Regions from separate parts of the Mus musculus genome. Here region 2 is linked to region 1. Evidence: chromatin loops called from intact Hi-C (ENCODE). Cell type or tissue: left cerebral cortex. All regions are shown on one strand. Each heading gives the region's core, and the rest is flanking DNA. Links, peaks and the distances in the headings are about the cores only.

Region 1 (5,386 bases), core at 154-5,153:
TCCTCACCCTAGTTGCCTGGAAGTCAGTCTTCCACTAGCAGCCTTTGGATGAAGACATAGAACTCTCAGCTCCTCCTGTGCCATGCCTGCCTGGATACTGCCATGATCTCACCTTGATGATAATGGACTGAACCTCTGAACCTGTAAGCCAGCCCCAATTAAATGTTGTTTTTTTATAAGACTTGCCTTGGTCATGGTGTCTGTTCACAGCAGTAAAACCCTAACTAAGACACCCAGCAACACAGCAGTTTAGCAACACAGTCCACTGAAGAGCACCGACTGGCTAAAAGTTGCCCATGATTGCCCAGCACCAAAAGAATGCATTGCTGAGGGAATCACCAGCCTGAGATACAAACAAAATTTAAAATTCAAAGTAGGTATTTTGCTTAATGTAATTCTGTTTGTACCAGTACAGATTTTTCAAGAGGCCAGGGGTTTGAAGGAATATGCAGGGTGGGGTAGGGTCACACTGAGGATATGACTATCAGCTTTCAGCCCACACCATTCACCTGTCTTTCCTGCATTTTGACTGTTCAGTAGAGCTTAATATACTTCTAAATCTCTCATGAAAATATTAGCAGTCTAGTTCGAGTCCTGTCAGCAATAGCAGTGGCATGACCTAGCTGTAACAACTAGGCCTCAGCCTCAGCACAAGTCAGCAGGAGGGATCAGGAGGAATGCCAGGAAAAGTCCTTAGCTGTGTCTTTCTCAGCAAAACGAAGATCACCGAAGATCAGCAAAGATGTGAGGCCAGCAAGTGTAATCCAGCTAGTTCTTTAAGTAAGCCAAGCTCAGCCTCCTTTACTGTCAGTCCAGTTCTGTTTATATCCCTCTAAACATCACATATCCTCTATGGGTCTTGCTTCAGCATATGTCTCATCTTAGCACATGTGCCTGTCTCAGCTGACATCCCTCTGTCTATCAGTCCTAGTCCACAGAAGCAGGGGGAAAAAAGCTGTAGTACATCACCAGAAGTTTTTTTGGTTTGTTTTTCTCTATGGAGTTCCAACAAATGTAAACCAGCTATGCAATGTAAGGTGGACCAATACACATGTACCATTAGTAAAGAATCTCTCATCATGTGTCCTTTCAAGTATTTGTTTTAGTAGAAATACTTTCTCTTGTGTCTGCTTTAGTGAAACTTTCTTTTACAAATCTGTCTTAGCCTTTCACCTCTGTTCACTTCAAAAGAAGGAGGAGGAGGAGGAAGAGGAGGAGGAGGAGGAGGAGGAGGAGGAAGAGGAGGAGGAGGAGGAGGAAGAGGAGGAGGAAACACTCTTTTACTTGTTTGCCCTAATAAAACACCATCTAACACAATTGAGTTTTTAAAGAACCCTTAAGTTTCTACTTTAGTATAGCTTGAGGCTTTATCCCTTCACACATTACAGCCATGACCTCTGTTCCAATCACACCTTCATAAGGCCCTTGAGTATATATCCCGAAAAGTACATAGCAGTAGTAAACACTTTCTGATAAATGCCACAGTCAAGATTTGCACCTCCATACTCCTTTATCCCCACCCCATCTCTCTTTCTTTCATCTTAATCTTTCTTACCCGTCCATGGAAAGAGGCAATTCAATCTTTTGACATAGATTTAGATTTTGCAAAATACGCAGAAGCCTTTAGAGCCTCACTGATGGTTATCTGTCTCTAAACTTTAAAAGAAAAGTTTTACTGAGCAACAAAACTTAAAACATCTACCACATTTCCTTTGTGCTTGCTAACAGGAGCCTGATATGGCTGTCTTCTGAGAGGCTCTTCCAGAGCCTGACAAATACAGAGGCGGATGCTCACAGCTAACCATTAGACTAAGCTCGGGATCCCCAATAGAGAAGTTAGAGAAAGGACTGGAGGAGCTGAGGGGGTTTGTATCCCCATAGAAAGAACAACAATATCAACCAACCAGACTCCCTAGAGCTCCCAGGGACTAAACCACCAACCAAAGAATACACATAGAGGGACCAATGACTCCTGCTGCTTATGTAGCAGAGGATGGCATTGTCTGGCTCCGATGGGAAGACAGGCCCTTGGTCCTGTGAAGGCTCCATTCCACAGTGTAGGGAAATGTTAGGGCAGTGGGGTGGGAGTGGGTGGATGGGTGGATGAGTACCCTCATAGAAGCAGGGGGAGGGGATGTTATAGAGGGGTTCCAGAGGGGAAACTGGGAAAGGGGATAATATTTGAAATGTAAATACATAAAATATCCAATAAAACTGTTCTAACACAGAGTTGAGACCTGGGTTCTTAGGGTTTAACCTAAAAGAGAATTAGTGAAAGAGCCATTTTTTTTTAAAGTGTAAATTTTCACACATCAACCACAAAGATTTGCACTCAGGAGGCAATGGACTATTGAAGAAGCCAAAGGTTTTCGCCCCTGTTTGGGAACAGGGGGGAGACATGTGTTGTTGCCAGGACATGCTGATGGTATGGTAGTGGGAAGCAGGACTTTTCCTGAGCTTCTTCAAGATTCTTCTGTGTGTCTAGAAATACATGGACAGGACAGGGGAAGCCATGATCAATGGCCTGAGATCAACCCACAACTCAAATGGAGTGTTCACAGTTTTGTGCCTTATTAGAAACACAGCCTGAGCTCCCAAATGGTCACTTAGAACACTGTGGACCCTGTGATGAGCTGAATCATTTCCCCACAAATTCATATGCTGAAGTTCCAAACCCAGTCCTCCAGGTAAACTTTCTTGAAGATAGGGACTTTAAAGAATTAATAAGTTAAAACTGGGCATGAGTAGTAGGGAGTCGGTCTAATCCAATTTGCTTGGTGTCCTTAAAAGAAGAGGTAAGGACAGAAGAACTGAGAGCAAAGGTCACATATGAGGTCACAGAGAGGCCACCAAGGAGAGAAGTCTCTGGAAAGGCCATCTCTGATAGCATGCTGATCTTAGCCTCCAGTCGGAACTATGGGAAAATAAATCCCTGTTGTTAAAACCACCCAGTCTTGGTATACTTTCTTATAGCATTTGTAGGAAGCCAGAACAAAAGCATCTGCTGCCCCTTTTGTCAGGCACACAGCCACAAAAACTGTTCCTTAGCTAGAGCTGCTATAATGAGCCTTTTCTGGGGCAGAGAGTACAAAACATGGAAGCCAGCAATCACAGATCTCTGTTGGTGGCTCATCCAAAACCAGACAAGGTTTGAGACCAGCACTAGTAGCATTGTAGTTTCGCACAACAGTTGTGTGTGAGCCGGGATTATAATAAAGGTCCTGCTGCTGCTTCTGTTTACTCCACAAATATTTTCGTCTTTATTTCTTTGAAAATCGAGGGGAATGGTGGGAGGTATCCTAACTTGGGCTCTGTGGGATGGAAGGAAGTGTAAAAATAATCTGCCTGGCTTAGATTTGCTCTTCACATCTTTTTAGTCACTCATGTATATAATCTGGAGTAGCTGAAATTGAACATGTTTATGTGAAGTCATTTTGCTCTAACGTATCTAACTCTCTGATGCTATTGGTTTGGGGATACTGTTGGAGGCTCGGGCAAAGGGATCATCTGAGGACGGCATTGCAGTCATAACTCCTGAGGAATGCTTTATGCTTATGTTAAGGCTCCACACCCCACGTAGGCCACGATGAAGAAAGCTTATTGGAGACACTTCTCTGACTTTCGATCATTGTCTCTTTGTACACCTTTAGTACCTGTACTGCAGTACTTACAAATGATCACTGTAAGGAAATGGGGTCAACCTACCCAGTTCTGCTCCCACTTAGTGAGCTCTTGATCACCTTATCCAAACCTCTATTTCCCCACCTGTAAATAGAAAATGATGGATAGCACCTGTGAGACTCCAGAGCCTAGACTAGAATGGAACAAAGGGCACAGGAAAGGCAAACTGCTGGCTCGGGACATGATCTAGCCCCAAGCACGCCTACATGGCAGACACGAATGTCTTGTTTTTTTAAAGCCTTCAAAACATAGACTTCCTTTCTCCATTACAGCAAACTGTGCTTGCTGTGATAATGACATCCAGCAACACATTCTTGAGTGAAAAGGGGAAAGTTTCGAGAGATGTCATCAGTTGCCTGACGACAAATATCTGAAAAAAAAAAAATCCTTGGTGATGTTTTTCAGAATGCTAATGCTGGGAAATCATGCATCAAAAGTAAAGGAGTCTTGGCAATGACTTCGAGAAAGCTGGCAGGGTCATTAACTATCACACTTGATAGCGGAAACAATTCACCGAATGAGCATGTCTGAATGTCTGTGATGAGAGATAAGAAGAGGGAGAGATGTATCAGGTGGAGCTGAAAGTTGGGTGGAAAGTTCAATGAACTAGTGACAGAATATGCTGACAAATGAGAAGAGATGAGTGTGACAAGGTGGTAGGTGGCATGGGACAGAGGAGCAGAGGGGACCCAGTCAGGCAAGTCCACTGGAGGCAGCCACAAGCTACCTTACACTCTCATCAGTTACCCAGAGAGGAGTGGGCTGCCTCCTCGAGGAAGAACAGGAGTGCCATTGTAATTTCCTGGTGCTAAAAGCAGCAGGAAGTCTCTGAAAGCTCCAAGTGGGGCAGAAGTGTAACTCAGTTTGTCTTCAGAGTATTGACAATAATGGGATTCAGTTACACCCTCTCTTTCATACTAGAAGGTATTTGCTAAGCACCATGCTGGGAAGCTGAACAAGTATGCTATCAGAAGAACTCTGACTGCCTTTGTCAGGTCTCAGTGGGAGGGGATGCACCTAGCCCAGCAGAGACTTGATGTGCCAGGATGGGGGTGGGGATAACCAGGAGGGGCCTCCACCATCATAGAAGAGAGAGGGTTTGTGTGTGTGTGTGTGTGTGTGTGTGTGTGTGTGTGTGTGTGTGTGTGTGGAGGGGGAACAGTAGGAGGATGTGATCAGGATGCAAAGTGAATAAATAAATTAATTAATGAAAGGAGAGAGAGAGAGAGAGAGTTAGTTAGCTAGTTAGTTAGTTAGTTAGTTAGTTACATGCACCTGGATGTGTATGTCTGTGCAGAGAGCTGATGAGAGTATCTATCAAGTGTCTTCCTCTGTTACTTTCTGCCTTATTCTTTTGAGACAGAGTCTCATTGAACTGAAAGCTAGACTAGGTGGTAAACAAACTCCCAGGGTCTTCCTGTCTTGGACCGCCCCACCCCCACCCCCCATGTTGAAATTACAGGTATACACAGGTGCATGTTGCTGGTTTTTTTTTTTTTAATACAGCTGCTGGAGATTTGAGGACCTTTGTCCTCAAGCTTGTACAGCAAATATTCTTGCCCATCTCTCCAGCCCCAATTTGCCTTAATTTTAAAGGTCAGATAGGGCATAAGATTTGGAGGTGAGGCTCAGGGATGGGAAATTGCAACCAATTTTCTATCCAAAGCTGAAGACAGGGAGAGCCTTGAAGAAGAGTGTCACAATG
Region 2 (5,386 bases), core at 214-5,213, 140 kb after region 1:
TGTACTCATTTTCCAGTTAAAAGACTAACTCAATATAAACCCTAACAATAAAAGCAGCATGACAGAGAGGCAGTCACTGAGCAGCGCTCCACAGTTGAGAAAGTATTTCTACTGGTGCAAGGTATCTAGAACCTCATGACTACTCTTTACTCAATCAAAGAGCCAGCAGACATGCTTCATCCGTGGTGAGAACAGAACTAAAACTTGAAATCTGCAACATTTTCTTCCTCGGTTTGGTTTAAAGATCCTACTCATTGTCATAACTCACTGTTACCTAATGTCACATTTCTGTAACTGTTTTGCCACATGTTGTACGCAATACAATTCATGTGATAAAAGTGAGTTTTGTTTGTTTTATTTTTGTTTTGTCAGTATTAGAAAAAGGTGCACGCACTCTTACAACCTGAGTAGCTAACATTCAGTGCTAAAACACCCAATTTATATCAGACTCAATTTATAAATTTTACAAATCACTTTTTATAAAATTGACAGCTCTTCATTAGAGACGCCTTGACAATCTACCTTTGTAACACAACATGTGAATTTGACAGCTTTGAAGAAAGAAAAGTGTTCTGGTAAAAGTGCCATTTGTTGAATGCTTAATTTGACCCAGATGACTTTTTAAAAAGCTAATAGCTTTTATTGTCAGACTTTGTGAGCCAACACACACTGTTTTCACATAGCAGTCCATAAGGGATAAGGTAAATTTGATTTTTCTCTGTGAGTGGACTTATTGGTCCCAGTCTTTATAACTTTTTCATATAAAAATAAAAGTTCAAATCCACATTCTTTTACCCTGGTCATAAATGCTGACTTATTTACAGGAGTTGTATTTGGTACACCATTATGAACTTGGGAAGAAATAGTGTTTAAGTTTTACTAAAGCCTCAGCATTTCATGTCAAGGTCTTTTAGAGGTTTGCTGAAGTGTTATGCTATGCAGTTTGGGAATGCTTTTATTAAGTGCTTTTCATTTTTCCTTGCATTGCCTTTGAATAGATAGTATAATATTTTCAGATTACACAGAAGCAAGCCAGAAAATTGGATTAACTTGCTTTTGGCCACACACACTGTAAACATTAGATGTCAGTTTAAGCTCCGCAAGACTAGGATGATTAATGTCATGTAGTCACATTATAAAACTAAGAACTTTATTCACCAACTTTCAACTGTTTGCAAAGTTGACTTTTCTTGTCTCCATAATTGAAAAAAAAAACCTTACCATGTGTGATTTACTTGTATCATTATTAGCCATATTTATTGATACACACACACACACACACACACACACATCCTATATATGACAGTGTTTTGAATTTTGATGCTGTGTTGTTCTACTCCTAATGTGCCTGAGCATGGACTTACAATAATATGGAGCAATTTATAAGATATATAGAATTTCATATGGACAAAACTGGCTGTCAGACTCCTCAAATGAAGGAGGTATTTTATGTTTATTATCAAATGCAAACTACAAGGGTTTGATGCTTTAGATAAATGTTATTTATATTTTCTATTTCAAGAAGGTCATATTCCTGTTTTGTGTCAGAACTGCTAGTTTGAATGATAATCTTCCTTACTGATTATTTGAGATGCTCCCTTCTTCTCTGTAATCAGTCTGGGGTGTGATATGATTTCACTTTGGGGTTGAAGAATGGTAGTAAAGGAATTATCTCTCATGGTTACTCTATCACAGCTCACAACATCTCCACCTAAAATCACGGCTTACTCCAGAAATAAGGAAGATAGAAAATGTATCAGCCCTCATTGTTATTCTACTGCAGCTCACAACATCTTCCTAAAGAATGATAGTTTACTCCAGAAGATATATATCCAACTTGCCACTTTGGATCTTTTCTGCAGTGACTTATATTCATAATGATAAATGAATATCGTTTATGAAAGACCATGATGCTCAGAAATTTCATCTCATCATACTCATATTTATTTTAACAGCAGCTGAGTGGAGTTGAGTCATACAACTCTAAGAAGTTGCTGTGCATAAGAAATTAAGACTGTAATACACTTTTACTCTTTCATTTATTTGGACATGCTTTGGTTAAATCTACTGAGGACAATATGAAGTGAGAACCCCGTGAAACTGTTAGGAAATTGGGAATAGAGACAGAAAAAGATGACATTACAAATGACAAGTGTTTCTACTAAACCTAACTCACTTTGCATGTTCACTTTGAAGATAGAGGATACAGAATAGCAAGCTTAGAAAGCCAGGGGTTTTCAAAGACCTTGGGATATTGTAGAATAGATAAATGGCCATTCTACAAAACAAAAACAGATGGTTCTAAGAAAGCTTCATAAGGATTGAAGTAATGTGAGACTTGAGGAGACAAGAGCTGTTAGAAATCTTTGGAAAGTGTCTATGTAAGAAGTTAATTCAACTTAAACCAGCAAGTGACAATGGAGGAGGGAAATGAGTCACAATTTCCTACTGAATAGTAGTAGTATGATAAAGTTACAAGAAGACTACTTTGATAAATGTCTCAGAATTAGGCACTTTCACTGATGCTGCTATCATTACTGGCTCAGTGTTAGCAGAAGCCCCCTTGAATTCAGGATGTTATTGCTGCAAAATGGGTAAGATATGAAGTGAGATGGAGGAATGCCTTTAGTAAGTTTCTTCTTGAAACTCAAAGCCCTTTATGTAATGGCCCAGATACTGACAGCATCAACATTAGGGGAGCTCTTTCTTTAACAGGCCTCATTCCTCCTCAAGATCACAACCAAGTTGAAGCTGATCTAGCCACTCTGGGATTTCAGGAAAATATTGAGTATGGGCTGCCTGAAATTAGAGAACCTATGCTTCTAAAAAACTATAATTTTGAGAGCATGGACCCATGATATCTGGACTATTAGTAAGAAAACTTCAGCAACAGAAATAAACTCAGGCCATCCATTCTATATACCCAGTACTCGAGACGTCCATCAAGCCCATGGTCTCCATAATAACTTCAGCCACTAAAGAAACTAGAGTGGATAATAAAACTCCTGGCCATCCCATGAAGGGTTTTGTGTTCTCTCATTTTTATAAGCTGTAGCAGACAGAAATGACTCCTCACCTTAAGTAAATACATCAGGATTTCTTAGAGGTATCATTGGTAGAGCATCCTAAGCAGAAACACATTTTCAGCATATATTGATTTTATTATCAAAAGTTACATGATCTTTTCTGCACATCCATGCTGAGGAACAATTATATCTCTTCAATATTAGGTTAGGTAAATTGAAAGAAAGGGGCAATGGTTTCCATTCTCAAAAATATATTCATGTTACAGTCTCTAGGAACTTTGTGATATGAAGGACCAAAAAGAGTGCTATGGATTTTATAGTAGAATCAGGGCACAGTGTATTGCTGTGATGAGGGTGGCTACTTTGTAGCAAATGAGACCCTGTCCTGTTGATATTGGTTTGGTGATAAAGTCATTTATTCAACAAACAGTTGTTAAATGTCTCATGAGTATCATTGAGGGTCCTGTAGATAGTGAATAATTAATACATATAATGAAGTTCAAATAGCAAATAAAAATAAATAGAAAAAAGCTTATCTTGTGAGGTTTTCATATTACATAATGAACAAATTTGAAGGGAAAACACTTGCAAGAATCCATGTGAAACAGTCAGCTATTGGATGGAACACAGGGTCCCCAATGGAGGAGCTAGAGAAAGTATCCAAGGAGCTAAAGGGATCTGCAACCCTATAGGTGGAACAACAATACGAACCAACCAGTACCCCGGAGCTCTTGACTCTAGCTGCATATGTATCAAAAGATGGCCTAGTTGGCCATCACTAGAAAGAGAGGCCCATTGGTCATGCAAACTTTATATGCCTCAGTACAGGGGAACGCCAGGGCCAAGAAGTGGGAGTGAATAGGTAGGGGAGTGGGGGGGGGGTATGGGGGACTTTTGGGATAGCACTGGAAATGTAAATGAAGAAAATACCTAATTAAAAGAAGTTATTTTAGAAAAAGAATCCATGTGAAAAATGATAAGTTTTGAATTAAATATCTAGTAAAGAAAAACAAAACAGAAGTCATGTGCTTTGATCCAGAATAAAGAGAAATATGCCTTAAAGATATTGTAGCAGTCAGTGTTACCCACCCTGGTTCACAGATGTAAAGGAATTTTTGTTCTGTGAATTTTTGTTCCAAAGGAGAGCTCTAGGGTACCCTGATCAAGCTGGGTTATCTGGTGAAATTTCCCCATGTTTAACTGTCAGGTGACCCAGAGGCCACTTAGGCTATGGTTTAATCATCTCTCTGTTCTGCACTCTATTAAACATGCTGAATTTGCAGATGTACAGAACAGAAAATCATGAAGGCTTAATGTAAATTTTCAAAGGCAATGCTGGGAGGCTAAACTGGTTGGCAGGGTCAGAAACCTTGACAGGGCAAAGTAGAAATCCATGACAATGAAGATAGAAAAGTCAGGAATGTGAAATGGTTGCTGAGGAATGCTGTGGACAGCAGGGCTGCAGCAAAACTAGAGAGTAGCCACACAGAGCACATCGGAAATATTACAGAAAGCCATAAATGCACACTGTGCTGTTTCATCTTGAATATTTGTGGCTTTCTTTGTGGTGTCTAGAAGACATCATAACTGAGCTTAGCTTTGCAATTTTGAATAATACTGGAACAGTCAAGGCTTTGTGCACTCTTGGAACATTATTAAATGTGCTTTACATTGTGAGAAAGAAATATAAATTAAATCTAAAGTGGTCACTGGTAAGAAAACAATATATATTAGATTATATGGCTCCATTCATTTGCCTATGAATCTCATGAAGTTGTTGTTTTTAAGAGCTAAACAGTACTCCATTGTGTAAATGTACCACATTTTCTGTATTCATCCCTCTGTTGAGAGGCATCTGGGTTCTTTCCAGCTTCTGGCTATTATAAATAAGGCTGCTATGAACACAGTGGAACACGTGTCCTTGTTGTATGTTGGGGCATCTTGTGGGTATATGCCTAGGAGTGGTATAGCTGGGTCCCTGAGGTAGTATTATGTCCAATTTTCTGAGGAACTGCCAGAATGATTTCCAGAGTGGTTGCAAAAGCCTGCAATCCTACTAGCAATGGAGGAGTGTTCCTCTTTCTCTAAATCTTCACCAGCATCTGCTGTCACCTGAGTTTTTTTTTTTTTTTTTTCTCAGCCATTCTGACTGATGTGAGGCAGAATCTCAGGGTTGTTTTGATTTGCATTTCCCTGATGATTAAGGATGTTGAACATTTCATTAGGTGCTTCTTGGCCATTCCAGATTCCTCAGTTGAGAATTCTTTGTTTTGCTCTGTATCACATTTTTAATATGTTTATTTGTTTTTCTAGAGTCTAACTTCTTGAGGTCTTTGTATATATTGGATATTAGCCCTCTA

The links. A loop is a pair of places that touch in the nucleus more often than their neighbours do. Peaks named below come from ENCODE experiments on the same cell type or tissue, not always from the same donor. Only the 100,000 strongest peaks of a DNase experiment are listed, where the experiment ranks them.
Region 2: a loop joins it to region 1, with 2.4 times the contacts of the local background. A loop is called at or near these places in 2 of 42 quality-filtered maps.

Annotation. Positions count from the first base shown.
Region 1 is chr7:63,083,840-63,089,225 of GRCm38, reverse strand. No RefSeq gene overlaps it. Among named protein-coding and RNA genes, the nearest start is that of Chrna7, 130 kb to the left of the region's middle. In left cerebral cortex, for the core only: no CTCF peak of the experiment used is centred there; a DNase peak (open chromatin) is centred at 3,121.
Region 2 is chr7:62,946,056-62,951,441 of GRCm38, reverse strand. No RefSeq gene overlaps it. Among named protein-coding and RNA genes, the nearest start is that of A26c2, 130 kb to the right of the region's middle. In left cerebral cortex, for the core only: no CTCF peak of the experiment used is centred there; a DNase peak (open chromatin) is centred at 2,424.